Regions from separate parts of the Homo sapiens genome. Here region 1 is linked to region 2. The links are chromatin loops, found by intact Hi-C in ENCODE. Cell type or tissue: endothelial cell of umbilical vein. All regions are shown on one strand. Links, peaks and the distances in the headings refer to the core of each region. The heading gives the core; the rest is flanking DNA. Region 1 overlaps FRMD4A (FERM domain containing 4A). Region 2 overlaps FRMD4A (FERM domain containing 4A).

Region 1 (15,799 bases), core at 4,197-9,196, 110 kb before region 2:
GAGGCACTGTCCTACCACATTTCCATCTTTTTTTCTAAATCCATGCCTTTTCAAGGATGGCAACATCTTGAAAGCAGGGATGGTATTATCCACATCTCTTTTTTTCTTATTTCTGTACATTGAAGTGGTACAAGTGCAGTTTTGCTACATGGATATACTATGCAGTGGCAAAGTCTGGGCTTTTAGTGTATCCATCACCCAAATAGCATCCGTTGTACCCATTAGGTCATTTCTCATCCCTCACCCCCTCCCACACTTTCATGTCACCAATGTCTATTATTCCACACTCCACGTCCACGTGTGCACTTTAAGTGAGAACATGTGTATTTGGCTTTTTGTTTTTGAGCTATTTCACTTAATGACTTCCAGTTCCATCCACGTTGCTGCAAAAAACATGATTTCATTCTTTTTGATGGCTGAATACTATTCCATTGTATATGTATACCATGTTTTCTTCTTTCTTTCTTTCTTTTTTTTTTTTTTGAGACGGAGTTTCACTCTTGTTGCCCAGGCTGGAGTGCAATGGCACCATCTTGGCTCACTGCAACCTCCGCCTCCTGGGTTCAAGCAATTCTCCTGCCTCATACTCTCGAGTAGCTGGGATTATAGGCATGTGCCACCATGCCTGGCTAATTTTGTATTTTTAGTAGAGACAGGGTTTCTCCATGTTGGTCAGGCTGCTCTTGAACTTCTGACCTCAGGTGATCCGCCCGCCTTGGCCTCGCAAAGTGCTGGGATTACAGGCGTGAGCCACTGCACCAGGCCACCACGTTTTCTTTATCCAAGTGTCCATTGATGGACACTTAAGTGGATTCCATGTCTTTACTATTGTGAATAGTGCTGTGATAAACATACAAGTGCAGGTATCTTTTTGATATAATGATTTATCTTCCTTTGAGTAGATACCCAGTAATGGGACTGCTGGGTCAAATGGTTCTTTGGTTTTTAGTTCTCTGAGAAATCTCCATACTGTTTTCCATAGACGTTGCATGAATTTGCATTCCTACCAACAGTGTATAAGCATTCCCCTTTCTCCACATCCAAGCCTCACCCAAATGGTGAGTGTTAAATGATGGCCTGGATGGATCAATGAATGAAGGAGTGAATGGTGAGGTGGAATAGGATTTTAGCAGGAGAAGCTTTCACATTGATAAACAAAACGAAAAACATTCTTCCGGCAGGGCATGGTGGCTCACACCTCTAATCCCAGCACTTTGGGGGTCCGAGGCAGGAAGACTCCTTGAGGCCAGGAATTCGAGACCAGCCTGGGCAACAAAGTGAGACCCCATCTCCACAAAAAATAAAAAAATTAGCTGGGTGTGGTGCCGTGTGCCTGTGGTCCCAGCACAGGAGTTTGAGGCTGCTGTGAGCCATGATTGTGCCACTGCACTCCAGCCTGGGCAACAGAGTGAGGTCCCATCTCAAAAAAAGGCAAAAAGCAAAAACCAGTGTTCCCTTGAGTTCTGTTCCCACGTCCAAGCCCTTCTCAATCTTCACAGGAGCCTTCAGTGACTTCATATGTCCTGCTGGTTCTAACTCCTGCTCAATTCAATGCTTCCTAATGCTAGGGATGCCTTCTCTCTCAGTAGGTTTCAGGGCTGTCTTTCACCACTGGAAACCTCTATTTGTAGATATGGGTGCAGCCTAGGTCCATCACCTTTAGCCCCAACCACCCTTAGTAAGTGGAGCTGAACATGTGCAGGGAAGACCCATCTGTGGGAATTCAGGAGAGCCAGGAGAAAGGCATGGATCCCCATCTTTGCTTCTGTCACCTGCCTGACTCTTCTTGCCATAAGTGTTTCACCAAAATAAATCGGGGGCCTGGCCAGGCCACTGGAAACACTGACCTTGAAGACTTTTCAGGAAATGATTTGCATGCAGTGCAGAAGACCTCTGACCCCTTCCTGTCGCTGGCACCTGATCGGATCCTAGCAGTGACCTCACCTGGGGATTTGACTGTGTGCTTCCCCACATGCCCTAGCTCTCTCTCTCTCTCTTCCTTTCTCTTAGCCTTACATGTTCTCTCTGGAGGAGATAACGCGCTTTACATTCATAACAGTGTGTCAGTCTGCAGAGAGAGAAATCATCTAAGGCCATGACCTCACTGCCACAAGTGTCACTGACTGCCAGGCAGAGCATCCATCGGGCAGGGCGCTGTCCCTCCTCGGCCCTCCTTCCCTCCATTTGCAGGAGGAAGGGTCACTACCATCCAGGTCACAGGCACAAAAGAGATTTTGTTGTCTGGGCTGCTGCTTTTCCAGCCCCTCTGACAGACTCCAGAAGGAGTCAAGGAATTGGGAAGGCGACAGCGTTAGAACAAGAAGGTGAAAAAACAGCAAGCATGCATCTTTCTCCCAGAGCTTCTCCAAAGCCAAACTATAGACTCTGAATGAGCCCTGAGCCAAGATGAGAGGTCAAGGTTCTTGTCCTGACTGTGGGCCACAGAGTTCTATGGTTTTAACAGAGAAGGTGGGATCCATAGCCCACTTCCAGTGGCTCCCTTTAACCAGTGCTGCCCCCTGCAGAACCAGCACAAGGCGACACGTTAATGTAACCCCAGCATTGCCATTGAAGGCTTTATGGGAGGCCTTGCCCTACTTACCAGAGAAAGCAAAGCGGGAGGTGTAGAGAAATGGGAAGCCTGACCATGTATGTTCATGTTCCATGTCACGCAGCATCCCTGTGTGTGTGTATGTGTGCACAGGAGTACTTGGTGTCATAAGTTTTGCTTATTATTATTAGAGACAGAGTCTCGCTCTGTCACCCAGGCAGGAGTTCAATGGCACATTCTCGGCTCACTGCAACCTCTGCCTCCCGGGTTCAAGTGATTCTCATGCCTCAGCCTCCCAAGTAGCTGGGATTACAGGCACCCACCACCAGGCCTGGCTAATTTTTGTATTTTTGGTAGAGACAGGGTTTTGCCATGTTGGCCAGGCTGGTCTTGAGCTCCTGACCTCAAGTGATCCACCTGCCTTGGCCTCCCAAAGTGCTAGGATTATAGGTGTGAGCCACCATGCCTGGCCAATTTTGCTTTTTAGAAATCACTCCAGACCTGACACTTCTTAGCTAGACAAAGAGGCACACACACACAGAGAGGCAGGACGCTCACTTCTACAGTCCCTGTGGAGTTTTAGACCAAACGCAATGCCTCTGACCTTCTTTGGATGACATCAACTTTACCGGTCTTCATCTGGGGACCTGGGCATCAAATCCCAGCCTGAAGATCCCAGGATTGGCCAGGTATGGTGGTGTATACCTGAGGTCTCAGCACTTTGGGAAGTTGAGGCAGGAGGATTGCTTGAGCGTAGGAGTTTGAGGCCTGCAGTGAGCTATGATTGCACCACTGCACTCTACCCTAGGTGACAGAGCAAGGTCCTGTCTCTAAAACAAATAAAATAAGAACTTAAGATTGCTGTTAGGAAACAAGAAGGCTTTGAAGTCACAGACTTGGACTGGCATTAAGGTTTTCTGAACTGTTGTGGGATCAGGACCCAGTAGCTTCACTTCCCAGAGTTTCAGCTTCTTTTCTGTAAAGTGGACATCATATCTCCAACTTTCTGGACACCATGGAGTTAAATAAGATGGTGTATGGGACATGTAACTCAGTTCTTGACACATAATTATTACTTACTGCTTGTTAATTCCTTCCACACGTCCACTGTGCATTTCCCTTCCCCATGCCAACCTCTTAACAACATCCTCATTACATCCTTATCCTGCTTCCTTTTTGGGTAGGAGATCTCCCAGTTGCCATTGTCTGGGAACACCCAGGCATTCACCGGGGGAGAGGCTGAGCTACTCCAAAATGGAGACAGTGCTGGGTGGACTCCTGCCTCTATCAGAATTCATCCAGGCCAAGAGCTCAGGGCTTTTTTAGCCAAACAACAGCAATCTCCTGCTGGCACGTAATCTTCAAGACTTTCACTTCCTCTGTCAGAGTGGAGGGAAAAATCAAACAGAACAAAAGCAAAATGAAAACCCTGGCCTGGACTTCCATTCTAATGTGCATGAGTGAGGTGGGCTCTGATGATCAATTACACCAGCAGAACCAATGAATTACACCAAGAGAACCGAGTTGCCGGCCCAGCTCACCGGGGGTGAACTCAGACACTGCTTTTCCTGCCTGCTTTCGGCTGCTCCCTCTCGGCCACTCTTCCAAGCTGCATCCCAAGCTGTCCTTTCTAGCTGCTTGATTGAAGTGCCTTTCCCGTGTGTCCACAGCAATACCAGCATCAAGGATTGTCCACTGCCCTCTTAGGATTCCTTCCTCCAAACAGACCCTCGTGCTTCGTCCAGAGTGAGAGGTTTCAGAACAGGAAGCAGGAGGTCTGTGCGGAAATGTCACCTGGATCTTCTAAATTAGTGATTTCAGCCTTGCGAGCACATTAGAATCAGCGGGGCAGTTTAAAAAGCCAGAGATGCCTGGGGCACCCTCGGGATTCCGACTTGATTGGTCTTGGGTGGGTCGAGGAATCTGTGGATTCTTTTTTCTTTTTCTTTATTTAGAGAAAGGGTCTCACTCTGTCACTCAGGCTGAAGTACAGTGGTACAATTATAGCTCACAGCAACCTTGAACTCTTGGGATCCTGCTAGGAAGCTGGGAATGGCCTAGATCTCCAAGCACACCCCTAGGGGACTAGAGGGTGAGGCCTGCAGGCCAGGGGGTAGGTGGGAGTGATCCTCCCACCTCAGCCTCCGAAGTAGCTGGGACTAGAGGTGAATGCCACCACACCCGGCTAATTTTTAAATTTTTTATAGAGACAGGGTCTTGCTATGTTGCCCAGACTGGTCTTGAACTCCTAGCCTCAAGCAATCCTCCCACCTCAGCCTCCTAAAGTGGGAATCGGTTGATTCTAATGAGTGCAACTAGGAATGAGCATCTGGAAAGAATCACTGTGTTGTGGGGAAATGCATATTTGCGATGTAATTAGAATGCTGATGCCTTTCCGTGTACAGTCTGCCTTCACACATATGTCTCCCTGGATTCAGAACAGTATTTATCGAGCACCCACTCGTGCTGGGTAGGGTGATGGGTGCCATGGATCTGCCATAGGAAGCCATGGTCCCTGACTGTATTAGACTGTTCTCACATTGCCAATAAAGACATACCTGAGACTGGGTAATTTATAAAGAAAAAGAGGTTTAATGGACTCACAGTTCCATATGGCTGGGGAGGCCTCACAATCATGGTGGAAGAGCAAGAGAAGTCTTACATGGTGGCAGGCAAGAGAGAGCTTGTGCAGGGGAACTCCCATTTATAAAACCATCAGATCTCATGAGATTTACTTACTACCATGAGAACAGTATGGGGGAAACCGTCCCCAGGATGCAATTATCTCCACCTGTCCCTGTCCTTGACACATGGGAATTATTACAATTCAAGGTGAGATTTGGGTGGGAACACAGCCAAACCATATCACCAACCTTCAGGAGCTCACAGAGTGGCCACATAACTCCTGACATTCATGGGGCATCTGCCCTGTGCCCGGTGGTTAAGGGCCCAGATTTGGGAGCTCCTTACTGACTGTGTGGCTTCAGGCAGGTTAAATGAACCTGTCAATACAATATCAGTACCTGCTTCATTGGAGCGTTGTGAGGATCAAAAGCCTTCTAACAGAGAAAGCCCTTAGAACAATGCCTAGCATCTCGTAAGTCTTTACAAGAGCCCACTAATCTATACAGAATTGCAGTTAATCATCTCAACAACACTATGAGGCAGATGTTATTGTTATGATCATTCCCATATTAAAGGTCACCCGGCTATGACATAGTGGAGCTGGGCCTCAAAGCCAGGTAGTCTGACCCAGAGGCAGGGTCTGGGCGCTTAAAAGTTAAGTCCAAAGTGGGTGCAGAAGGAGACATGTCCTCCTCCTTGGGAATGTGTAAGCTGATTTGAAAAACACCAAGCAGGCCAGGCGCAGTGGCTCACGCCTGTAATCCCAGGACTTTGGGAGGCCACGGGGGAGGTGGGTGGATCACCTGAGATCAGGAGTACAAAACCAGCCTGGCCAACATGGCGAAACCCTGTCTCTACTAAAAATATAAAAATTAGCTGGGCACGGTGGTGGGTGACTGTAATTCCAGCTACTTGGGAGGCTGAGGCAGGAGAATCGCTTGAACTTGGGAGGTGGAGGTTGCAGTGGGCTGAGATTGTACCCTTGCACTCCAGCCTGGGCAACAGAGTAAGACTCCATCTCAGAAAACAACAACAACAACAAAACAAAACAAAAACCACCACCAACAACAAAACAAAACAAAACCAAACCAAAAAAACAAGCAGCCAGGCAGCCTAACCAGTTCTCCTAAGAAACCGGTCTCTGGACACAAATTAGTCCCGTCTTCCCTAAAATAAAACCCGGCCTGCAGACATGAGCACAGTCCTTTGTGCTCTTCTCCAGGAGGGAGAAAAATGGTGAGATATCAAGCCCCTTCCCCCGGAGGCTTCTTGGAGTTCCTCTAAGTATTAATCTCTGAATAGTCAAAGGATACCAGAATTTGAAAGCCTGACGTTAGAAAGAAAACTTTTGAAGAACTGACTTCATCCCTCGGGGCAGAGGGAAGACGAAATTGATGCGTCTGAAATTTCTGGTCCAGAGAGTCATCTTCAGCATTACAAAGCACGTCAGGAGAACAAGGCACGGGGCTCCACAGGGGGTGAACAGGGAACTGAGACCAGCCTGTGTTGCCATGGGACACATTTCCAGGAAGGCTATTAACAGTGGGTGATTTAAATGAGCGAGAGACAGAGGCACATGGCTTTTTAAGCTGACAGGGTTAACATTTCCCCTCTTGACTACACAAGACCTCATTCTTACCTCCGAAATTCTTCTCTGCCCAGTTTTTCCCTTTGTCCCACTTTAGCAAATGGACTTCCAGACAATCAGATAATTCCCCGTGATAGCAGCGTGCACGGAAAACATGTCATGATGATATCATCTATCTAAGACCCAAGAGTGAGGCTGCCAGGGGGTGGCCGGAGATGGAGGTCATTAGGATGCATAGAAAGAAATATGCTTTCTTATCCTTTTCAAAATGCATTCATTCAGCACAGCGGCAAGTGTAATGGTTAAGAGGAGGGCTTTGATGGCCGCCGAACTTGGCTTTGAGCCCAGTTACTTCACTCGTGGAGCTGTGTGAACCTCAGCAACCTACTTAACTCTTTGTGCCTCAGTTTCCTCAACAGTAGCATGGAGATAACAACAGTTTATCCTACGGTTGTCCTCAAGAATTAGTGAAAACTTACAAGGGTAATGGTTGTATGCCTGGCATGTAAACAGTCATCATTTTATATGTGGTTATATACCTTTACATATAGTTCTATAGTCCTTATATATTATTACTGGAATCTACAACCCCCAGGGCCACGGACCAGTACAGGAACCGGGCTCCACAGCAGGCGGTGAGTCGCAGGAGAGTGAGTGAAGCTTCATCTGTATTTATAGCAGCTCCCCATCGCGCATTATTGCCTGAGTTCCACCTCCCTTCAGATCAGTGGTGGCATTAGATACTCATAGGAGTATGAACCCTATTGTGAACTGTGCATGCGAGCTATCTGGGTTGTGTGCTCCATCAGGTGTCTAATGCCTGATGATGTGTCACTGTCTCCCATCACCCCCAGATGGGACAGTCTAGTTGCAAGAAAATAAGTTCAGGGCTCCCACTGATAGGACATTATGGTAAGTTGTAGAATTATTTCATTAGATACTACAATATAATAATAGAAATAAAGTGCACAAGAAATGTAATGTGCTTGAATCATCCCCAAACCATCCCCCTCCCCCTTTCACCAGTCTGGAAAAATTGTCTTCCTTCAAACAGGTCCCTGGTGCCAAAAAGGTTGGGGACCATTGTATTATTATTTTTATTCATTAATTCACTAAGTATTTAGAGAGTGTCTACTATGAGCCTGGCACTAAACACTTCAGCAGAGAATTCAAGATTTTGTTTTTGAGATGGAGTCTTACTCTGTTGCCCAGGCTGGAGTGCAGTGGCACGATCTCAGCTCACTGCAGCCTCTGCCTCCCGGGTTCAAGGGATTCTCCTGCTTCAGCCTCCTGAGTAGCTGGGACTACACGTGTGAGCTACCACACCTGGCTAATTTCTGTATTTGTAGTAGAGACGGGGTTTTGCCATGTTGGCCAGGCTGGTCTTGAACTCCTGACCTCAGGTGATCCACCTGCTTTGGCCTCCCAAAGTGCTGGGATTACAGGTGTGAGCCAAAGCACCGGGCCAGGATTTTGGTTATTCTTTAAGGGATGGACATCAGTCTGTCTTGGAAGAAACTCTCATAGCACTCATCTGACATTTTGGTCACACCACAGCCCAAAGCATTTTTATGTCATTTCCTTGATCTTGGTAGTTTTCCTGGGAAGGAAAAAGAGGTGGTACAGAAATTGACAATTCTTTGGGGGGCGCGGGGAGGAAACAGAGAAACAGAAATGCGAAGTGGCTTGTTTGGAGCCACCCGTTACCCCTAGTAGAGCTGGAATAGGTCTCACATGGTCTTGACAGAGCCAGTTATAGCACTTCCCAGAGTGTTAATTACATCGGGTCCTTGTTCCTCCACAACTGAAGAAGTCACATACCCCAAAATGAGTTTGTGGCCCAGGAGGGAGGGTTTTTCATGGCAAGGAGGGCCTGGAAAGACTGACTAACCAGGGGTCTTCACTCCAGGGTTCCTCAGTGGTTCTTTTTTTTTTTTTTTTTTTTGAGACGGAGTCTCGCTCTGTCGCCAAGGCTGGAGTGCAGTGGCACGATCTGGGCTCACTGCAAGCTCTGCCTCCTGGGTTCACGCCATTCTCCTGCCTCAGCCTCCCCAGTAGCTGGGACTACAGGCACCCGCCACCACGCCCGGCTAATTTTTTGTATTTTTAGTAGAGACGGGGTTTCACCGTGTTAGCCAGGACGGTCTCGAGCTCCTGACCTCATGATCTGCCTGCCTCAGCCTCTCAAAGTGCTGGGATTACAGGCATGAGCCACCGCACCCGGCCGGTTCCTCAGTGGTTCTTAAGCAAATGTGCCCACATCTCACATGGGAACACATGGTGAGGATGGTGAGGCATTTCCCAAACTTACTTGACGCAGACCCCTCTCCAGCACATTTTTGGAAATACTGGCTCCAGAAATGCTTTCCTCAAGGGGGTTGCTCTTTGAGACAACCACCCAAAATTACAAATACCAGTTTAAACTGCCCTAACTGCTGCCTTTCTCCCTCCCTTAATATGGTCAGTGAGCTGCAAAGAAACTTCTCCCAAAGCCTACTGGGCCGAGCCCAGCAAGGTTCAGGGGCCCTGACACTTGGATTCTGGAGTCCTGATTGGGCCTCGAGTGCTGGCCTCTCCCATGACAAGCCCTGAGAAGCCAAGAATTCCAGCCAAGATTCCTGACCTTGTTTAATGAAACTGTTTAGAGCTTTCCACAGATCAGAAAGCTGGCAGTGGGGAGACTACAGCAGTTACAAAAGATCACGGGGTCACATTTGCAGCCACTGTACTTTTTCTAACAGTTGGCCAGATGAGGCAGCTTCTAATTTCTTATCCACTCAGGCAATGTCATTACTCAAGGTCCATCTCATCTCTTTGTGGGCACCAGTATGTTCACAGGTACACTGACTGACAGTGCAACCTTGCATTCAACAAGAAGATGTGAATATTGTACCATCATGCACTACGCCCAGCTTTCCTCCATCCAATCCCAATCCCACTCCTCTTCTGCAAGTTGTACCCTTAACACACACATCTCTGGTTGCACAGAACTGTTGGGTTCGATATTTTCTATCTTCCCTTCATTTCCTCACTCTCTTCTTCCTGCTTCCTGTTCTGATGACATGACAGCAATCAGGAATCTGGTGGCTACTATGGTGACCTGCCCAATGAAGACCTCTTAAGGGGATGGAGGAAGAAAGCAGGCTTAGCTCTTCTAGAACCTTCCTTTCCATGAAAAACAGGGCACACCTTTTCTTCTCTAATCATCTCCCTATTTAACACATCACAGGAAAGATTGCTGAATTACAACGTGCTATCTCTTTATTTAGTTATTTAGAGGTAGGATCTTGCTCTGTTGCCCAGGCCTGAGTGCAGTGGCGTGATCATAGCTCACTGAAGCCTCTACCTCCTGGGCTCAAGCCATCCTGCCTCAGGCTTCCCAGTAGCTGGGACTACAGACGTGCACCACCATGCAGAGCTAATTTTTTTTTTTTTTTTTTTTTTTAGAAATGGGGATCTCCCTGTGTTGCCCAGGCTGTTCACAAACTCATGGGCCTAAATGATCCTCCTGCCTTGCCCTCCCAATGTGTTGGGATTACAGGCATGAACTACCACGCCCAGCCACAATGTGCCATTTATGATCTCCTTTTGTAAACTTGTCTCTTGCTGCTCTGCTTCTCAGTTTGTTGCATTGCTTCCTCTCTGTTCTGTTTTCTTCCCCCTCCCTCCCTTTTTTTTTTGAGATTGAGTCTCGCTCTGTTGCCCAGGCTGGAGTGTAGTGGCACGATCTTGCCCCACTGCAACCTCTGCCTCATGGGTTCAAGCAATTCTGGTGCCTCAGCCTCCCAAGTAGCTGGGATTACAGGCATGTGCCACCACGCCCAGCTAATTGTTGTATTTTTAGTAGAGACGGGGTTTCACCATGTTGGCCAGGCTAGCCTCAAACTTCTAACCTCAAGTGATACGCCTGCCTCAGCCTCCCAAAGTGCTGAGATTACAGGCGTGAGCCACCGCGCCTGCCTATGTTCTGTTTGCTACATACCTTACAATATGGACCTTAGACTGTAAGTTCCTGGGAGATGGGGACATTGCCCGTTTTCTTTATTATACAGTCTAAAATACTGACCTTAACCAGGACATTGAATAAAAACCATCCAATGATGATTAAGATAAATGCAATGATTAATATGACTTTAGGGCTTGGCTGGAAGAATAATTTCCTTTTTTTTTTTTTTTTTTTTTTAGAGATAGGGTCTTGCTCTGTCACTCAGGCTGGAGTACAGTGGTGGATCTTGGCTTACTACAGCCTTGAACTCTTGGGCTCAAGTGATCCTCCCACCTCAGTCTTCTTAGTAGCTGGTACTACAGGTGCATGCCACCACACCTAGCTAATTAAAATTTTTGTTTGTTTGTTTTTTAGAGATGGGGTCTTGCTGTCCTGCCCAGGCTGCTCTTGAACTCTTGGCCTTCAGCAATCCTCCCACCTTGGCCTCTCAAAGTTCTAGAATTACAGGTGTGAGCCACCACATCCAGCCAGGACCACCATTTCTAAAGGCATTTTGGGAAAATCACCATTTATTTAATTATCCACCTGAACAGGAGACTAAAGAAATTATAGTTTTTGAGAAAATGCTTTCTGAGTGATCCTCCTCTGTGGTCATCTCTGCCAACAGGATTCCTGCCATAAAACGTGCACCAGAGTAATGCAGAGGGCATCTGTAGATGTAGTTGTAAAGTCCTAAGGTTTTCACTGAGACCCCAGTTAAGTTGGCTTTGGGTACCATTGGCGTCCTCCTGTTTTCTTTCTCCTTTCAGCTTGTACAACACTGAGAGCTTAAGACACATGGACTTTTCCAGATTGCCACATGGTCATGTGAAAGACACACCGGCTCCAGGCTCAGCAAGCCAGGCCCACATCATAGCTCACGGCATACAGGCTCCTGGTTCAGGAAAGGAAGGGGGCCTTGAGCCACCAGCCATGTCCCGCAGTGCTTGAGATTGGGAGGAGTGGACTCCTAACACCAGAGTGATGACTCAGGTCTGAGCCGGCGTGTGCTGCCCCAGCTGGAGGCCCGACTTTCCCTGGAGAAACACTGAGCCTGCTGTCTTCAGAGCCAGAGCAGAGCAGACCATTCCTGTGAAGCATGGACTTCCCAGGTGCAGAAAGCAGAGGCCCATCCCAGGCAGCACAGTGTGTCCCTATAAAAATGACGGAGTGAGGCCCATGGCTGTCTCAGGATGCTCTGTGGTGGGTGGCTTTGCACACATTGCTGCCTTAATACCTCACAATTGCTTAAAGAGGTCATTTGCTCGAGGTCACTGTTAGGGACTGAACTATGTGCCTTCCTAAAATTCATTCCCAAAGTCCTTACTCCCAGCATACCTCAGAATGTGCTGTATTTGGAGATAGGATCTTTAGGAGGTAATTCAGGTTACATGAGGTCATATGGGTGGGACTGAGTCCTTATAGGACTGGGTCCTTCTGGGAAGGGGAAGAGAACCAGGGATACTCCAGTATACAGGAAAGGTCAAGTGAGGACACAGGGAGAAGGCGGATGTCCACAAGCCAAGGAGAGAGGCCTCAGGAGACACCAAACCTGCCGAGACTCTGATCCTGGACTTCTAGCCTCAAGAACTGTGAGAAATAAATGTTGGTGTTTAAGCCACCCAGTCTATGGGATTTTGTTCTGGCAGTAGGAGCTGCCTAATATGGTGACAGTTAAAAAGTGGTCTAAGGACCATGTGGGTTGGCTCATGTCTGTAATCCCAGCACTTTGGGAGGCCAAGGTGGGTGGATCACTTGAGGTCAGGAGTTCAAAACCAGTCTGGCCAACATGGTGAAACCCCGTCTCTACTAAAAATATGAAAATTAGCTGGTGTGGTGGCACATGCCTGTAATCCCAGCTATTAGGGACGCTGAGGCATGAGAATCGCTTGAACCCAGGGGGTGGAGGTTGCAGTGAGCTGAGATTGCACCACTGCACTCCAGTGTGGGCAAAAAGAGTGAGACTCTGTCTCAAAAAAAAAAAAAAAAAAAAAAAAAAAAAGTGGTCTAGGCCCAGGTGCAATGGCTCATGCCTATAATCCCAGCACTTTGGGAGGCCAAGGTGGGAGGATCACTTGAGCCAGGAGTTCGACACCAGCCTGAGCAACACAGTGAGACCTCATCTCTACAGAAAATAAAAGAATTAGACAGGCATGGTGGTGCATGTCTGCCGTCCAAGCTACTAGGGAGGCTGAGGTGGGAGGATGGCTTGAGCCCAGGAGGTTGAACCTGCAGTGAGCCGTGATCATGCCATTGCACTCCAGCCTGGGTGACAGAGTGAGACCCCCATCTAAATAAGTAAGTAGATGAAATTAAAAAGTGGTCTAATGTTACAGTTCATGCTTGGGAGTAGTAGAGACTTCATACATTAACTTTTGTCTTGTTTCAACAATCTCAGGCCAAGGTTTAAGATTCTGGATGCCTGCACCATTAGCTACTATTTTAAAATAAAGAATTTGACTGGCTTTTGTCCCTGATTTTGGGGAGACAGACAGGAAACCCTTGGAATTTCCTGAGTAATAGGATTATCTTTGTTATTCACGAACCCTTTGGATCACCCCTGAGTTTACGCTAACGAGAATGACTTGGAATGGGGACTGATCAGCAGAAAGACCAAACATGTGATTTGAGCCATGTGTGACCAGCTTGACCTCCTAACCTCTAGGGAGGAGAAGGAGACTGAAGATTGGGTCCAATCACATGGCCAAGGATTCAGTCAATCATGCCTACATAATGAAACCCCAATAAAAACTCAGGATGCTGAGACTCAGTGGAGCCTTCCCGTTGGTGAAAAGAATCAATGTGCCAGGAGAGTGTTGCACTGTAACTCCAGGAGGAGACAGCACAGATATTCTGCATGTGGGACCCTCCCAGGCCTTATCCAATATGTCTCCTCATTTGGTGGGCCCTGGCTAGCCTCCTATATAATATAACCTTCATCATGAGTATGGCACTTTCCGGAGTTCTGGCAAGTCATTCTAACAAATTATTGAGCTGGAGGAGGTCACAGGAACCCTCATATTTGCAGCCAGTTGATCAAAGTAAAGGTAGTATGGGGACCCCCAACCTTGCAGCTGGCATCCAAACTGAGAGCTATCTTGTTGGGGACTCTGCTCTTAAACCTGTGAAATCTGCATTAATTCCAGGTGGTTAGTGCCAGAATTGCACCGCGATATTACAACTATCCTTCCTCTTGCCCACCCACTCAGCACGTAACACTGCAATACCTTGTTCCTCTCACAACAGGGCTTTGTCAGTCACAGAGAGGCTATTAAGCAGCTGGAATTATTTCTGAATGATTCCAAACACTTGAAGGCAGAGGGGTTTGGGGTCAACAAACCCCCAAGGTTGGTTGAACTTTAGGAATCCAAACAATTATCCCAAGAATAATTTGGTGATTCTGTGACCCATTTCTATGCTCTCCTTCCTGTCTTCTGAGTGTCGTCTAGTCCATACACGTGGGTTTGCTTAAAATAGTTCAGCTGTCCCTTTTGTCTCAAATAAATGAGGAAACAGATCATGAACTTTTGTCTCTGCTAGCCATTCATTCGTGCATGAGCCCAGTCAATAACACTGAGCCAGCCTTCTGATGGTCCCAGCCCCCACTGATTGGACACCCATCTTCCAGAGATCAGGTGGTTGGTTTCCTTATCTCTAAATCTCACCAAAATCCTGCAAGGTACTTATAATTCCCATTTTAGTAACGAGAAAGTTGAGGTTCATAAAGGTAAAAACATTTCCCAAGGCCACAGACCATCTACATGAGATGAGACAGAATTCAAACCGGATCTGACTTTGCACAAAGTGCGAGCTTTTCCCGCATTGGTGGCTCTTAAGTGCTGGTATATTTTCTGTTGGTCAGCGGCAAAATGAGAAAAATAGGATAAATGTTATGTAAACTTTCAATAAAGCTAAATGTGTCTTATTTAAAAGACTGTCCTTATTCAAGGCTGCAGTGAGCTATGATCACGCCACTGCACTCTAGCCTGGGTGACAAAGCAAAACCCTGCCTCTAAAAAAAATAAATAAAAATAAAAGACAGTGCTTTATTCTGATTTCATATCCTTTTTTGGTGTGGTGTTTCTTATTATGTAAATGAAGGCTAAAGTAGATGATAATATTTTTCATATACTGACTTGGCAAATACAAAAAAATGACTGCAGCCCCACCTGCCTTTCATCTGTAAATTTTCTGGTCTCTGAAATCAAAAAGTCTGGGAACTGCTGCATCACGCTGCCTCTACCTGTGAGCCTCTGAGGGAAGCTCCAGAAAGGTGTACAATCTGCACTCTTCCCTGTGTTCAACTGCTACAGCCTTAATCCAACATGCAGTACCAAGTATGCAGGCTCCAGACAGCCTATGCTGCATCGGATTCTGGCTTCATCGCTGGGACCCACTCCCAGCCTCTGACTCAGTATATTGGGGGTGCCGACCGGGAACTTGCATTTCCACATCTCAAGTGACACTGAGGCTGTTTGTCTAGGACCACACTTTGAGAACCGCTGATTTCAATCAGTCACCTTGATTCTGCTCCCTGTGTGAGTGTGAGTGACTGCTTCAGACATGGGAATAATATGGACCAGCTGTGGTCTGGGGTGGAGTCCGGAATCGAGGAGTGGGGAGGGACATCTGGGGAATAATTTCCTCTATGATAAAAAGAGTCACGATGGGAAGAAAGTCTCTTTTCTGCTTTTGTTTTGGAGATATAGTCTCGCTCTGTCACCCAGGCTGGAGTTCAGTGGCACGATCTTGGCTCACTGCAACCTCCGCCTGCCCGGTTCAAGCAGCTCTCCTGCCTCAGCCTCCTGAGTGGCTGGAATTAGAGGCGGCCACCACCATGCCTGGCTAAGTTTTGTATTTTTAGTAGAGATGGGATTTCACCATGTTGGCCAGGCTGGTCTCGAACTCCTGACCTCAGGTGATCTACCTGTCTCAGCCTCCCAAAGTGCTGGGAATTACAGGCGTGAGCCACTGCACCCAGCCCCTTTCCTGCTTTTGAACATTATTGTGCAAGGAGGTGGTGCCTGGGCTGCTGGGGCATCCCAGCAGC
Region 2 (15,799 bases), core at 5,480-10,479:
TTGTATTTTTAGTAGAGATGGGGTTTCGCCATGTTGCCCAGGGTGGTCTCAAACTCCTGAGCTCAGGCAATCCATCCACCTCAACCTCCTAAAGTGCTAGGATTGTAGGCATGAGCCACTGTGCCCAGACTCTTATTGTGGTTTTATATGAACTACTTTTTGCTCTGTTCTTCTATTGCCTCAATAGAGTATACTATTACATTTTTATCCAGCACAAAATCCTGGCAAAGCTTTATACAGGGCACAGAAGGGTTAACAGTGATCCTCCACTAGGGGTGATTTTGCACCTCTGCTCTCCAGCCAGTGGAGGACATTTGGCAACATCAGGAGATATGTTTGATTGTCACAACATGGAAGGTGCTACCAGCATCAGTTGGTAGAGGCCAGGGATGCTGTTAAACATCCTGGAATGCCCAGAGCAACACCGTCCTCCCCAACCTCCAACAGAGAAAGACCTGGTCCCAAATGTCAATAGTACCAAGTACCAATAGTCCAAGGCAACATCATGAGATATGTTTGATTGTCACAACCTGGAAGGCGCTACCAGCATCGGTTGATAGAGGCCAGGGATGCTGTTAAACGTCCTAGAATTCCCAGAATAGCACCATCCTCCCCACCCTCCAGCAGAGAATGATCTGGTCTGAAAAGTCAATAGTACCAAGATTGAGAAACCCGAGGGTTAAGAGGAAGTGGCAGCTACACGGTAAGGCAAGACCATTGAAACAGCTGCAGGGAATTCAACGCCAGTACCAACCGTATGGTTCACATTATTCTAAATTGCCTGGGATTAATCAATGTAGGGTGAGATTAGGGAGTGAAACCATCCTGGAGAGCGTTTAAGGTTTTGAAAATTGTTAACCACATGATTTTAGTTATATTTTGGATCTACTTTTTATTTTATGGTGAGATTACCAATGCAATTTTCCTCTATTTTTCATAAGGTAAAAGCTGTAATGCATTATTTGGGAATTCTAATTTTTCAGGAAGCATTTTAGCTTGGCCAGCATAACTGCCAATGCTTGACATGCTTCCCTGGCATAATGAGTGGGATTTATTTGTAATATAAACTTCTGATTGGCTAGTTCCTGGCTCTTTAGAAACTGCCACATTTTTGAGGGTTGTACTTTCCCAACATTAATATGAGAGTTTGAATGTTATTTTTTCCTCCAGAAAAATGTCCATATGTCAAAGGTCAATGATATAAAAGTATTCTAATTTAATAGCAGGCATGACTAAATATAGAATGGAACAAAATCCTGGAATTACTTTGCAGAGCCAACAACAACAAGAATAATCAGTACTGCACAGTGACCCCCTCTCAGACAACTTCTGGATGTGCCACATTTCTTTTCAACAGGGCTGCCACAAGGGAAGTCAGTATCTAGTCTTTGTTAAATCAGATTTCCCATTCTGGCAGCAAAAAGGTTTTCCCATCTCATCACCTTAGTTGGAAAACAAAGCTCACTGTCCTGATAGTTGAAGTTGCTTTCTAAAGTGCAAAGGGATACACATTTGTAAGGTGTATTAAGGTATTTGTTTCCAATTATTTGGCCATGCAAACAGCGCAGCTCTTTGATTGAAATAAATGTGAGAAAACAACTTAATACTTGTTGAAGTCCGGTCCACCATGAGCCATTTGGCTTTATGGGTTAGGAAGTGAGAAACATTGCTACAGCCCATGAGTACTTGGGGAAACTGAAGGGCACAAACCCTTTCAGTTTCCCCAAGTACTCATGGAGTGAAGTCATGTTTCTCAGTACGTGCTTCCTTGGGGGTCTGACAATGCTTCACTCAGAGCAGCGTCAACTGAGGCCAAGGTCATGGGTTGACTTCTTCAAGGTCACAGATTGGCTTTTCCCATGGGCAGTCAACTTCTTCAAGGCCTGTGGTCAAATCCAGCCCTCCTCACCTTTCCTCACTCTCCATTTAGGAATATGTCAACTGTTGCAGTGTAAGGGGCTAGAATGTGAGGTCTTTCCTACTGTCTACTTCCATGAGAGGACAGCAGTCAATGTTGTGTTGATTTCATACTCAAAAGACAGGAGTCTACATTTAATTGGATGCCATACATGTTATTTCTTGTCCTATTAAAAATATGGTCTTGTATTAAAATTAGATTTCTGAATAATGCCTATGTATAGGCCTGAGGGTATTTCTCCATCTCAACCTCCGTGCTATGAGCCTGCAACAGGAATGGCGCTATCACTGCTTCTTCACACAAGGTTAACTCTCTTACTAAGTGGATTCTGAAAGGATTGAGGAATTGAGGCTGACCCGGGTAGTGATGGGATGAGAATGTCAAGAGAAGATGTCCTTGGGTGGACAACAGCATCTTGATAGAGCTTCCATTTTATCTTTCCAAGCAGCCCAATACTGTTTTCTTATCTATAGATTCATGGAAGGTTACAGCTCAGAAATGTCTTTACGATTTCCTAGTCCAACCCTCCGGTAAACCATGGGCCAGAGTGGTTGTGTCAACCAATGATCACACAGCTGGTCAGTGGCCAGGCTAGGATTCATTCTCTACTCTCTGGTGCTACTGACTATAAAGGAAGAAGCAGGATGGGAAGATTCTAATGAACTCAGAAAGAGGACGGGGAAAGAGAGCAAGGATTGAAATCCTAGTATCCGAGAACCATGGGACTTGAAAGGGTCCAATTTAGTTAAATGCAAATCGTGTGATATGGTTTGGCTGTGTCCCCACCCAAATCTCATCTTGAATTGTAGCTCCCATAATTCCCAGGTGTTGTGGGAGGGACCTAGTGGGAGATAATGGAATCATGGAGGCGGTTTCCTCCATACTGTTCTCATGGTAGTGAATAAGTCTCACAAGATCTGATGGTTTTATAAGGGGAAACCCCTTTTGCTTGGCTCCCATTCTCTCTTGTCTGCTGCCATATAAGACATGCCTTCTGCCTTCCACCATGATTGTGATGCCTCCTCAGCCACATGGAACTATGATCCATTAAACTTCTTTTTCTTTATAAGTTACCCAGTCTGGGGTATGTCTTTATCAGCAGCGTGTAAACGGACTAATACAGTGTGTATGCAAAGCCAAACATATAACATTACTTTGTCAAAAAATGGCAGCCCAAGGAACTATGAAGGCTCAAAAAGCAAAGCAAAACAAAACAGGGTAAGAGAAGAGTCTCAGATCGTAGACACCAGGCAGGTTAACTAGAGGAGCTTTGGTGCTACTTGGAGGCTTGAGCTGATAGAATTATACTTACAGTTAGGATTTGTGCTTGCCCTCAGACAGAAGGGCAGGCCAGGCCTGACTGTACACCTATCATTTCAACAGTCTACAGGACACATGGCTGGCATTTTGCTAAACAAGGCTCCTAAAAAAGGTGTGAATGGCTTCCCTGACATCACTTTACATGGATCTCTGAATTTTGCACAAAAACAGAAAGTCTTAGAGAGAAGGTGGCCACAGCCTCCTAGCTGGCCCTGGAATGGAGTGAGGCCTCTCTTTTCTACTATATTGGTAAGATCTGTTTTACATTTTACCCTGGTCTGGAACTGCCCTGAGTCTGGGAGGTGCCCATATGAGGGAAGCACATGGTGGACCACAGCAGAAAAGCCACAGGGTCTTCCAGAGCGGTCACTCCAGCTACCCTCCTTGGTGTGGGAAGGTGTGGTTTTCTGAAGACACCGCGCCCTGTTCCAGGCCCTTAATGGTGTCAAGTTTTCATGGAGGTTTCTTTGTGATGGAGGGACCCTATCCTTTCTCATGTCTGAAAACTGCTCTGCCACAGGGTAAATGATTCAGAAAGTTTCTGATTCAGCCACAAATGAAACTGGGGAAGCCTCATTAAAGGCACTAATGAGCGCTCCCTTTCATCGCAGGCACTGTCTTGACATCTCCATAGATGTCTCTGCAATGATGGGCCCCTCCCTGTGTACTGCCTGGGAGAGCAGCCAGGGCGAACCTGCAATGGGGGCTGAGCTCTGTGAACAAAAGAAGCCTCCCTTCTGAAAGGCAAGCCCAAGTTGAAGTCATCAGACAGAGATAACTGAGCTACGGGCCCTCAAGGCTACACTGGAGCAGGTCTGAGGCCAGCCCAGACTCTTGTCATTAGAACAGTCTGCAAGACATATGGCTGGCATTTTGCTGACCAAGCCCCTAGAAAAGGTACGAATGAATTGTTTTACATCATTTTAAAAGGATCTGTGGTATTGTGCAAAAACAGAAAGTCTTATTTCCAGATAGCAAAGAAAAGTTTTAAAAAAGAGATCTAGCCAGGCGTGGTGGCTCGCACCTGTAATCCCAGCACTTTAGGAGGCTGAGGCTGGCAGATCACGAGGTCAAGAGACTGAGACCATCCTGGCCAACATGGTGAAACCCTGCCTCTACAAAAAATACAAAAATTAGCTGGGCGTGGTGGCGCGCGTCTGTAGTCCCAGCTACTCAGGAGGCTGAGGCAGGAGAATTGCTTGAACCCAGGAGGTGGAGGTTTCAGTGAGCCGAGATTGTGCCACTGCACTCTAGCCTGGCGAAAGAGTGAGACTCCATCTCAACAAAAAGGCAAAAAAAAAAGACCTATGTCTTTTGATTTCATTTTCCTTGAGAGAAGCAAGACGTCTTGTGGTTTGTTTCATGAAATATCTGATCATAGAAAGGGGGAGGTGGTTCATAGATTATAAAATGTTGTCATTCTAAAACTGCGAGTTATACATTTCATATCACACATTACAATTACATTTGGGAGGAACCGTGCTTTCTCACACGGCAAGATGTCCAGGACAAGAACACAAGAGGAAACTTAGGCAAGTCTGCATAAGGTTCTAGGTGGACATCTCCTATTCCAGTGGTCTCCCCTCAGGCCTCTCCACCAGCAACGGTGCAGTGAGAGTAACAGAGAAATAGACCCAGGCCTGGTGGGAGGTTGGAAGGCAGCAAATATAGATAATTGAGCAAAAATAGATAATTTGTTGAAAAGGAGACCCACATCGGCCAGGTGCGGTGATTCACGCCTGTAATCCCAGTACTTTGGGAGGCTGAGGTGGATGGATCACAAGGTCAAGAGATCTAGACCAGCCTGGCCAACATGGTGAAACCCTGTCTCTACTAAAAATACAAAAATTAGCTGGGCGTGGTGGCACGTGCCTGTAGTCCCAGCTACTTGGGAGGCTGAGACAGGAGAATCATTTGAACCTGGGAGGGAGAGGTTGCAGTGAGGTGAGATCACACCACTGCACTCCAGCCTGGCGACAGAGCAAGACTCTGTCTCAAAAAAAAAAAAAAAAAAAAAAAAAAAAAAAAAGAAAAAGAAAAGAAAGAAAGAAAGAAAGAAAAGTAGACCCACACCAAAGAGTGTTACCTTGCATGTAACTTTAAAGCAAATGATTTTCCTTCTGTTTAGATAACAAAGAAACCAAATATTGCTTATGTCTTTAAAAATACTTGGTATGGAAATAGGTTGGTGTGGATCGGATAAATTGCTGTGGAAAGTCTGACTCAGATGAACTGGAGCAGAGTGGCCCTGCTCAGTGGGAAGAAAGGCACCTTCAAGGTGACAGCGTAAAAGATGAGACTATAAATAACTCCGGCCATCAGTAAGGGCACTCGATATGTTCCTACCATTCAGAGACAACAGAATTAAAGAGTTGGACAAACCAAAAGAGACCATCTGTCCAGGTCTGTCTTTGGGCAGGTGAATACCTAAACCATCAGAGCTGTCTCTTTATTTCTTGGGGATCTTATGTAGCAGGGATCCCCAACCCCTGGGCCACAGACTGGCTGCACAGCAGGAGGCGAGCCGTGAGAGAGTGAAGCTTCATCTGTATTTACAGCCACTCCCCATTGCTCACATTACCACCTGGGCTCCACCTCCCATCAGATTAGCAGTGGCATTAGATTCTCACAGGAGCACGAACCCTGTTCGTGAACTGTGCTTGCCAGGGATGTAGGCTGCATGCTCCTTATGAGAATTCAATGCCTGATGATTTGTCACTGTCTCCCATCACCCTCAGGTGGGACCATCTAGTAGCAGGAAAACAAATTCAGGGTTCCCACTGATTCTACATTATGTTGAGTTGTAGAATTATTTCATTATATATTTCAATGTAATAATAATAGAAATAAATGTAATGTGCTTAAATCATCCTGAAACCATCCCCCAACCTCAGTCCTTGGAAAAATTGTCTTCCATGAATCAGGTCCCCGGTGCCAAAAAAGTTGGGGACCACTGGGACCATACACCCTTCAACAGAACATGACAGGTCTGCATAAGATTCAAGGTGTTTTCCCTGACATTAGATAGAAAACTCTTCTGTTATATATTTGTAGCTATTTCTGCATACTAATGCTGCCTCATTTGCTGACTTATCATTCTGAAAGTTCCTTCCGTAAAAAAGAAAGGCTTAAAAAATACATTCTAATGATACGTGCCTTCTCTGTCTGTGCACACAGTGTCAGATAGAAAGCAACTTCTTATCCTTCCAATGAAGAACACGGAATAGCTGAGTCTTTGCCAGACATAGCCTGATGGGAACCCTGTGGTGTGGCCCTCTTCATGGGGAGTTCAGTGTGATCAGGTTGAGCCATATTTATGTGATGTCACCTAGGCAGGGATTAACACTGGCTTTACGTGGACATCTCCTATTCCAGTGATCGCCCCTCCGGTCTCTCCACCAGCAACAGTACAATGGGAGTAACAGAGAAATAGACCCAGGCCTGGTGGGAGGTTGGAAGGCACTAAGCCAGCCGGACTAGTGCCAAACTTAGAAACAAAAGGGAAGAAGTTGAGTGAATGAACAGGGGCATAAAAAGGAAGGGATTTCTTTGGTAGGTATGACAAAAACAACCAAGTCCATATCTTAAATATTTTCTCTCCAGTAAAATTTTAATGTCACTTTGGGATAGGGTCTGTATGGTTAGTCTTCTTCTAAACCTGGGTCCAGCTGCTTGGTTTTGTCATGTGATTTTTTTTAAGTAATGGTGAATTTGTAATAGGTTTCTTTCTTCTCTTTCTCTCCTATGACAGACCGGGGAAAGGGGCTTACAACCAGAATGCTATCAAATCCTTTATGAAACATTTGGGGCTAATTACCCTTGCTGGAAGTCTCAGGATTTTTTTCCTTGCAGTTTTTTTTTCCATTTTAATGGAACACAGTTCAAGTCTCATAAATGCTTAAATATGTAGTCGTAAAGTTTCAGATGTCTCATGGGCACCGCTGTCTGCAAATCTACCAGGCAGGGCTCTGCAGAGGTTCAAATTCGAACTGGTTTCCGCCTCTCACAAAGTGTGTTATATAAGCTGGGCTGGGAGAATTTACATGCTCCATGCGGCCATTTAATAAAGCTCACTTGATTATAGAGCCAGGGTCACCCCAGGAAATCTTGCCACCTCCCCATTTAAACAGTGAGAGGGAACTATGCATTTGGCTGTTGTTGCTTTCTCCTGATCCAGTTATCCCCAGGAAGTGATCCTTCATTTCCTTGCTCATGACTGCAGGCTTCAAGGAAGAAGCCAGACCAGGCCAGGGTCAGAGGCCCCAGTTTCAACTTCCTCTGGCTGCAAACAAAGCCATCAATCAGAGCACAGGCATTATTTACACATTCCCTAGGAGTTGCCTTCTTGCGTCTCAGAGCAATGCACCAGCACGTAGTTAGGGAAGTAAAAAACAGGACTGCCCCTCTGTGGAATAATTATGGACTTCACAACTATGAGTTGGGATCAAAAGGGGGACAATCAAGGGATGCCACTGGTTTATGTCCCTTTCCTGACCCAGATGCCTGGGGAGAGCCAGTGAAGTCAGAGGCACATGCAAGTTCTTCCTGCACCTCAGAGCTAGGAGAATGAACTCTGCTGGACTCTTTAGGCAGATGCTTCCCTGAACGCAAGAATCTTTCTGATGCCCTGAGGGCTAAGGCTAGAACCAGGAAGTTGAAAGAGGTGCTCGTTACTCAGAATCCCTGTCCCTACCTCAGCCATATTGTCAACCAAGTCAGCGAACGCTAGAGACTTCAGGAGGAGAAGGGAGTGTTTTCTCACCATAAAAAAAATTCTAGGTGCTCCTATGTCATCGTCACTTGTTTATTTACCTAATGCAACTTTCCCAAGTCATGTACATGTGTCTTTTAGACACTGAACACATCCCACTCCCTTGGGTCAGTCTGGAAACTCTGGTGTAGACTCGGCCACCAACTCACATTTTAGTGATCCTTTACCTTGGGAAAATTGCCCAATCTTTTCTTTTTTTCTCATCTTTGCTTTCACATCTTCCAAATTCCACTTCTGTTCTTTTACTCGCCTTCTCCTTGCCAAGTGATTGGTCCACTGAAGACCAGCATGGCCAGCCTATAAAGGTTGTAAAGAAAGAACTGGCAAGGTAAGGTGTGTGTCAAATGGGTGATGTGTTCTGTCTGTGTGTCTGTCTGTCTGTCTCCATGTGTCTATCTCTCGATGCCTGTCCTATACCTGGCTGAGTGCTGTGAGCTGGCCATGCTTCAATAAACAGCAGACTTGACCTCGGGGAGCTTATGGCACAAAGAAGAGGAAGGCAGACATGGGACAAATGATTATAGACAAGAGGAGCGCTCATATGGGGAAGCTTGGGAGGCTTCAGGAAGGTACCTGAGCTGTAGGACTTCAGAGAGGAGATTGTTGTGGGTTATGTAAGGTCATCACAGAAACCTTCCATCAAGGCATGTCTGAAAGGCTGGGTAGGAATCTAACCACCTGAAAGGAAGAATTGCATTAGCCTGCAGCCTTCCAGGCTACGGACACTTCAGGTAGGAAAGCGGAGACCTGAGTGTCCCAGGGGTTTTGGGGACAAGGAATAGAGCAGTTGACTACGTGGATGCTATGGATGCGCTAGGAGAAAGAGGCAAGTTTGGAGATATTAGCACTCTCTATATACACTTAATCTTCACCAGACCGCTATCATTCCCAATTAAACAGACAAGGAAACTGAGACACAGAGGCTGAATTGCCCAAAATCTCACAAACAGTAAATAATTGAGTGGGATTTTAAACAAGGGGAGCTTGTTGCAGAGTCCACTGACTTAAAACCAGGGCACTCAGTTACCCCTCTCTGTGGTAAGATGGAGTGGAGTTGGGAAGGTCTTGGATGACCAAACCAAGATCTGTGGTCATACGGGATGCCTAGGGGAGTCTGTCAAAACTGGATTTAGTTATCATTTATAAAAGAGACACACATGCAACATGCATACACACACACACACGTGCACACACACACACACACACACATATATATACACCATGTCTAACATTTTCACTCAAATACATGCCATAGTACAGCAGAAGCCTCCAGTGTTTAATCTGTGCTTCTCCTCCTGCATGTCTTGGTAAAGAACATAGATCCTTCTGCCATCACTTTGGATCTGTTTGAAACTTTCCCAAATGCCTCATTGGATGGTTATTCTCCATGTCATCCAGAGTCAAGAAGAGTAACTCTGTCCTGTCCTTTTCAAATATTCTGGCCTGTGCATGTCCACTCAAAAAAAATAAGCAAAAAAATAAAACAAACTTATCAGGCGGGGCATAGTGGCTCATGCCTGTAATTCCGGCACTGAGAGGCCAAGGTGGGAAGATCGCTTGAGGCCAGGGATTCAAGACCAGCCTGGGCAAAAATAGGGAGATCTTGCCTCTATAAAAAATAAAAAGTAAATTGAAAAAAAAAAAAACACCTTATCAGTGTGTTCCAGGATTTTCTTGTTATTGTGCAAGCAAATATGGTTCTCATTAAATGGACTTGTAATAAATAAATGTTATTCACTTATGCTACTAAAATGTCATGTTGAAATATATATATATATTTTTAAGATACAGGATTCTCACTGTTGCCCAGGCTGGAGTGCAGTGGTACAATCATAGCTTAATGCAATGATAAACACCTGGGCTCAAGCGATCCTCCCTCCTTAGCCTCCCAAAGTGCTGGGATTACTGGTGTGAGCCACTGTGCCCAGCCTGAAATCTATTTTACATATTCGGAGTTTAGTATAGAATTCTGCCAAAGGTCTTTGCTGCTGAAATCTTTGGCCCTAAAATAGGCAATCAAGAGCCACTAAAGGTACTGATATCTCAGCAGACAAGTGACTTATACAATGATGGATAAACGGAATGAAGGTGAAGATGACTGGATGAAGATGGGGAGGGGTTAGGAGCATTTTGCAGGCAGCTCTAGGGTACAGCATGGGCAAAAAGGGTCTGAGCAGAGAGCAGGTGGTGGGGATGAGGAGAATTGATAAGCCCATGGAAAAGAGGATTTTTTTTTTTTTTTTTTTTTGAGACAGAGTCTCACTCTGTCACCCAGGCTGGAGTGCAGTGGCACAGTCTCGGCTCACTGCAACCTCCGCCTCCCAGGTTCAAGCGATTCTCCTGCCTCAGCCTCCCTAGTAGCTGGGACTACAGGTGCGCACCATCATACCCAGCTAATTTTTGTATTTTTAGTAGAGACAGGGTTTCACTATGTTGGCCAGGATGGTTTTGATCTCTTGATGTCGTGGTCTGCCCGCCTCGGCCTCCCAAAGTGTTGGGATTACAGGTGTGAGCCACTGCGCCCAGCCGAGAGGATTTTTAATAAGTTAAAATGCAAACAATTTATTTGATCATTCAAATATTATGGCATTTGCAATCATGTTCAAGCTACCTAAAGTATGGGCAGTTGTGAGTGCTTAGGAACTGGAGTTTGTTTATTTTCATTGTTGATTAAATCTTTTATGGAATAAATACAATTCAACACATGCCAATGGATGGTCTTCAGTGACTGTGTAACCACTTTTAAAGGCCTTTCACTTTCAAGATCGATAAACTCAGTAAAGGCAGGTTCTGCTATTGACAATCAGGGTGAAAGACGTTGTTGGCCCTGGTATGGGTGAATCTGTGAGACGAGCTCCCAAGTTCTAGGTTCTAGTGATCAAAAAAAAAAAAAAAAAGAAAGAAAGAAAGAATAGGATGGGGTAATGAGAAGTTTTCTACTTGCATTTTCTAAAAGTTAACTTTTCAAGTACAGCTTTGATTACTTACACGAAGTTTAGTTCACACAGGAATTTATACATGACTTCAAGTTGAGTTTTCTTTTAGTATTCATCTTCCAGATTTGGGAAATACATCATGGGTCTTAAAAACTCACATCTAGGCCCATACTTAATCAAAAAGAACTCTGGGAATATTTTGTTCTTGTAGCTCCACATATGGAAGACCAGAATTGATATTGCCAAGACTTTTCAAAAGCCTGAGATTACTTGTATTTTGTAAGACCCTTTATGACTTACAAAGCAATTCCACAAATTTTTAGTCTTCACATCAGTACTATTAGATAGATTTTATAAATCCTTATTTTATAGACGAGGGCACTAAGAGCCAGAGTGTGTAAGGGACATCCCAAGTCACACAGTTAATAAATGCTACCGAGTTGATACTGGAGCCTAGGTTTTCTGACAAGGCTCAAGCTGCACCCTAAACCATGGAGATTTCTCAGCGTCTTGTTTCAGAAGCACTGGGGTATGGAAAGCAGCACTCACATCTGTGGGTTTTTCTCTTTGGAATGCATGAAATAAGATGTTAGTCATTTTCCATGTCATCAAGAATCAACACTTCTTATGACAGATCACAACATCTCAGAAAATATTTCTTTCATTAGCCACATTACTGACTTACTTCACAACTCTTTGCTGGGGAAGGAGTCTTTGGGGTTAATTTGGTCTGACCTTAGCCCATGTTAGGAATTCTCCTCCACACACAGCTGGTCCTGTGGAGATGAAAAACATGTACACACCCTAAAATCCTGTCCCAGATGAGTGGCTTTAGGGGATGCTAAATTCCCAGGCAGGCGGAGGCAAAAAAAGAAAGGGACATTTGGCCTTTGCCATGATGACTACATTTGACTGATGTTTCAGTGTGATGTTATTTCTGGCATCATCTTGATCTGTAACTCAAGACTGGTTTTAACTTGGGAAAGTCTGAATCTTCACAGATTTCATTTCTGTCTTATCTCCTCCACTGAAATTCAACTAATTTAACACTGTGTTGATCTAGCGCTGGAGGGGACAGAAAAACAAGTAAGACCTGATCTTCCCACTAGAGGTGCCTATGGTAGGGTAGGAGATAGAAGACATGATGTAAATAATTGTAAAAAAATGCCATGACAAGGCAGAATGGACCAGGTAGGATAACAGAAGGAGCAAGTGAGGTGGGGACTTAAGATTTCCTGGAGGAATCTGCCTTTCCAGCCTCTCTCTCTTCCACCCTCCCCTTTACTCACTATACTCTAGCCACACTGTCTTCCCTCTCTTCCCACCATGTGCCACATTCGTTTCTGCCTCAGGACATTTGCACGCCCGCTTCCCTTTTCCCTGTGTCCTTTCCTGAGAATTTTGCTTGGCTCATTCTTTTTCCTCATTTGGGTTTCAGCTCAGATGTCATCATGTCAGGAAGTCCTCCCCGATGACCTTATCCTGCTTATTTGTTTACTTATCTTCTCTCTTGCCATGGAGAATGGAAGCTTCCCTTATATTTGAGAGTCACAGATAAGCTAAGACAAGAACATAATGCTGCTCAAAAAATACTGAGATTCGAAGGGAGTAGAGAGAGAGAAAAGGACAAGACTGAGAATTCCTCTTTGGGTTTATTCATTTAGGTGGGATGAGGAGCAAGAGAAACTAGCAATGAGAAGGCTCAGAGAAGGAGGAAGAAGGGCAGGCTAGGGCCGGGAGAGAGAAGCCAAGGGTGCTGGGTGCTTCCACAGAAGGAGCTACAGAAACATTGAGGCAGATGGGGAAATGGCAGTGGGTGTGACAACCGAATGGCCATTGGTGATCCTTCGGGGAAGGAGGGACAGCAGGAGCAGAGGTCAAGGTTATGAGGGCATATGGAGTGGTTGGTGAGGATGCGGGGCGCCAGGAAGAGTGAGTTGCACCTGATGGCTAGTAGGGAAGGAAGGAGAGAGGTAGTGCGCCATCTTGGGATCGTAGCAGGCTTGAGAGAACGTATTTTCTAAGATTGATGGGAAGATCTAAGTTTGAATGCAGACTCAAAGGAAAACTACAGAGGGAGATATTGAAGATGAAAGAAGTGGGGAAAGTTGAAAGAGAAAGCTGCTGAAAGAGGTGGAGTAGAAGGGCTGGAGAGTACAGATGAAGGGATCCAACCAGCCACATTTCGGGGAGTTGTGCTGATCGACAGGACAAATGTTAAGGTGATCAGGTATCACAATCTAAAATTTTGGCTGGGCGTGGTGGCTCATGCCTGTAATCCCTGCCCTTTGGGAGGCTGAGGTGGGTGAATCACCTGAGGTCAGTAGTTCAAGACGAGCCTGGCCAACATGGTGAAACCCCGTCTCTACTAAAAATACAAAAATTAGCCAGGCGTGGTGGCGGGCGCCTGGAATCCCAGCTACTTGGGCGGCTGAGGCAGGAGAATCCCTTGAACCCAGGAGTCAGAGTTTGCAGTGAGCTGAGACTGCATCACTGCACTGCAGCCTGGGCTACAGAGTGAGACTCTGTCTCAAATAATAATAATAATAATAATAATAATAATAATAATAATAAACAATCTAAAATTTTACAGAGAAGTGGTTGGGGCAAATATCTGTTCTCTTTGCTTTTTCAAGTTTTGGAGTTCTTAAGAAGTTCTTTAAGATATTCATCTTACATTGGGAAGGGGCTTGTTTCAGAGCCAATTAAATCCAGTTTAATTTAAAATCTCCAAGATGAAGGAAGTATGACTTTCCCCATGATGTATGTTTTTTTTTCTTTTTATACTCTTTTTTCTGATTTTTCAAGTAATATATGCTTTTTATTTTTATTATTATTATTTTTTAAATGGAGTGGCTGCCTGGGCGTGGTGGCTCATGTCTGTAATCTCAGCACTTGGGGAGGCTGAGGCAGGACAACTGTTTGAGGCCAGGAGTTCAAGATTAGCTTGGGATACACAGCAAGACCCTATCTCTACAAAAAAATTTTTAAAAAGGAGCCAGGTGTGGTGGCACACACCTGTAGTCCCAGTTGCTTGGGAGGCTGAGGATGGAGGATCACTTGAGCCCAGGAGTTGGAGGCTGCAGTGAGCTAAGATGGCACCACTACATTCCAGCCCAGGTGACAGAGCGAGACCCTGTCTCTAAAAAAGAAAACAACAACAAAAAAAGAAGACACCAAAAAGTGAAAGGAATTTAAAATGTACCTGTAATTCCTACCCCAAAATAACTGCTATATGTCAAAGAGCAGAAATTCTAGAAGCATGATGGTTCAAATCTGGCTCTGTCTCTTCTTACTGAGAGGTAGTTGCAAATTATGTAAACTTTATTTTTTAATTTTAATTTTTTATTTTTTGAGATGGAGTCTCACTCTGTCAACCAGGCTGGAGTGCAGTAGCATGATCTCAGCTCACTGCAGCCTCTGCCTTCCAGGTTCAAGTGATTCTCCTGCCTCAGCCTCCCGAGTAGCTGGGACCATGGTGCCCACCACCATGTCGGCTAATTTTTTTTCGTATTTTTAGTAGAGAAGGGGTTTCGCCATGTTGTCCAGACTGGTCTATAAACTCCTGACCTCAGATGATCCACCCGCCTCAGCCTCCTAACATGCTGGGATTACAGGTGTGAGCCACCCTGCCCGGCCCAAATTATGTAAACTTTAACGCTCAGTAGTTCTCTTCTGTAGGATGAGGATGGTGGTCATAGCTATTACCTTACACCAGCTGATGTGAGGACTAAATTATCTCCAGAACCTGTAGCCCATATGGGAAGTACTCAAAGGCCCCTGCTTTTATGATAATGCCGTTTTCCTCCCAGGCTCTTCCATATAGATGCTCTTCCCCTTGTGAAACTCAGGTTGCTTTGCAGGAACAATTTTGTGTCCTGTTTTTGTTCTCATCTACCCTTAGCTTGTGAACATTTTCCCATAACATCTACATTTCCCTTTTTATTCTAAAGGGAGCTATGGCACGATGCCCCCAAGAAAGTGATAACTACATACCATAGTCCCCCATTATCTAGAGTTTTGCTTTCCAAGGCTTTAGTTAACCATGGGTCAACCGAAGTCCAAAGATGGTCAATGGGAAATTCCAGAAATAAGAATTCATAAGTTTTAAATTGCATGTCATTCTGAATAGTGTGAAGATATCTCACACCTTCCCACTCCATCCCGCCTGGGACATGGACCCTCCCTTTGTCTAGCTCCTGCTGTCCACATTACTCACCCACTAGTCACCTAGTAGCCATCTTGGTTCCCAGATCGACTGTCTTGAGGTCATAGTACTTATATTCAAGTCACTCTTATTTTACTTAATAGCCTCAAGCACAAGAGCAACGAATCTGGCATATTGTTAGAATTGTTGAATTTATTAGTTATAGTGGTTAATCTCTTACTATGCCTAATTTATAAATGAAACTTTATCCAAAGTAATGTATATATAGTGTATATAGGGTTTGGTACTATTCGAGGTTTCAGGCACCCACTGAGGCTCTTGGAAGGGACCCCCTCAAGGATAAGGGTAGACAACTGCATATTGTCATAACTCTTGCAGTATCAATTATTTTTACCTTTTTTAAAGTTTAAGAACTCAGCATCATCATCATCATACTGGAAGCTCACTTTACAAAGAATCACCATAGGGCAGCAGCCGGTACTTATCCCTTCTCTACAAAAACAAATCACAAGCAAAAACCAGGATCCAGCCCTGTGCTAGGACATCAGGGCAGAAACAGACCAAAGCCTGCACAGTGTTCACTGCTCCATTTAGCCTTTGCTGCTTCTCCGCAGGTTGGGTTGTGTTGGTAAAGAAATAAACAAAAGGAGAGTCCCTCTTTCTAATCAGTTTCCTATTGCACTCGG

Evidence for each region. Hi-C counts contacts between places; a loop is a spot of excess contacts. Peaks named below come from ENCODE experiments on the same cell type or tissue, not always from the same donor. Only the 100,000 strongest peaks of a DNase experiment are listed, where the experiment ranks them.
Region 1: a loop joins it to region 2, with 2.1 times the contacts of the local background. A loop is called at or near these places in 4 of 110 quality-filtered maps.

The regions. Positions count from the first base shown.
Region 1 is chr10:13,828,067-13,843,865 of GRCh38, forward strand. All of the region lies in intron 3 of FRMD4A (FERM domain containing 4A), which reads right to left. Among named protein-coding and RNA genes, the nearest start is that of FRMD4A-AS2, 160 kb to the right of the region's middle. In endothelial cell of umbilical vein, for the core only: no CTCF peak of the experiment used is centred there; a DNase peak (open chromatin) is centred at 7,055; H3K27ac peaks cover 2,690 bases.
Region 2 is chr10:13,938,413-13,954,211 of GRCh38, forward strand. All of the region lies in intron 2 of FRMD4A (FERM domain containing 4A), which reads right to left. Among named protein-coding and RNA genes, the nearest start is that of FRMD4A-AS2, 45 kb to the right of the region's middle. RefSeq lists a silencer at 3,796-3,980 and an enhancer at 7,569-8,069. In endothelial cell of umbilical vein, for the core only: a CTCF peak has its summit at 7,647; DNase peaks (open chromatin) are centred at 6,699 and 7,509; H3K27ac peaks cover 2,414 bases.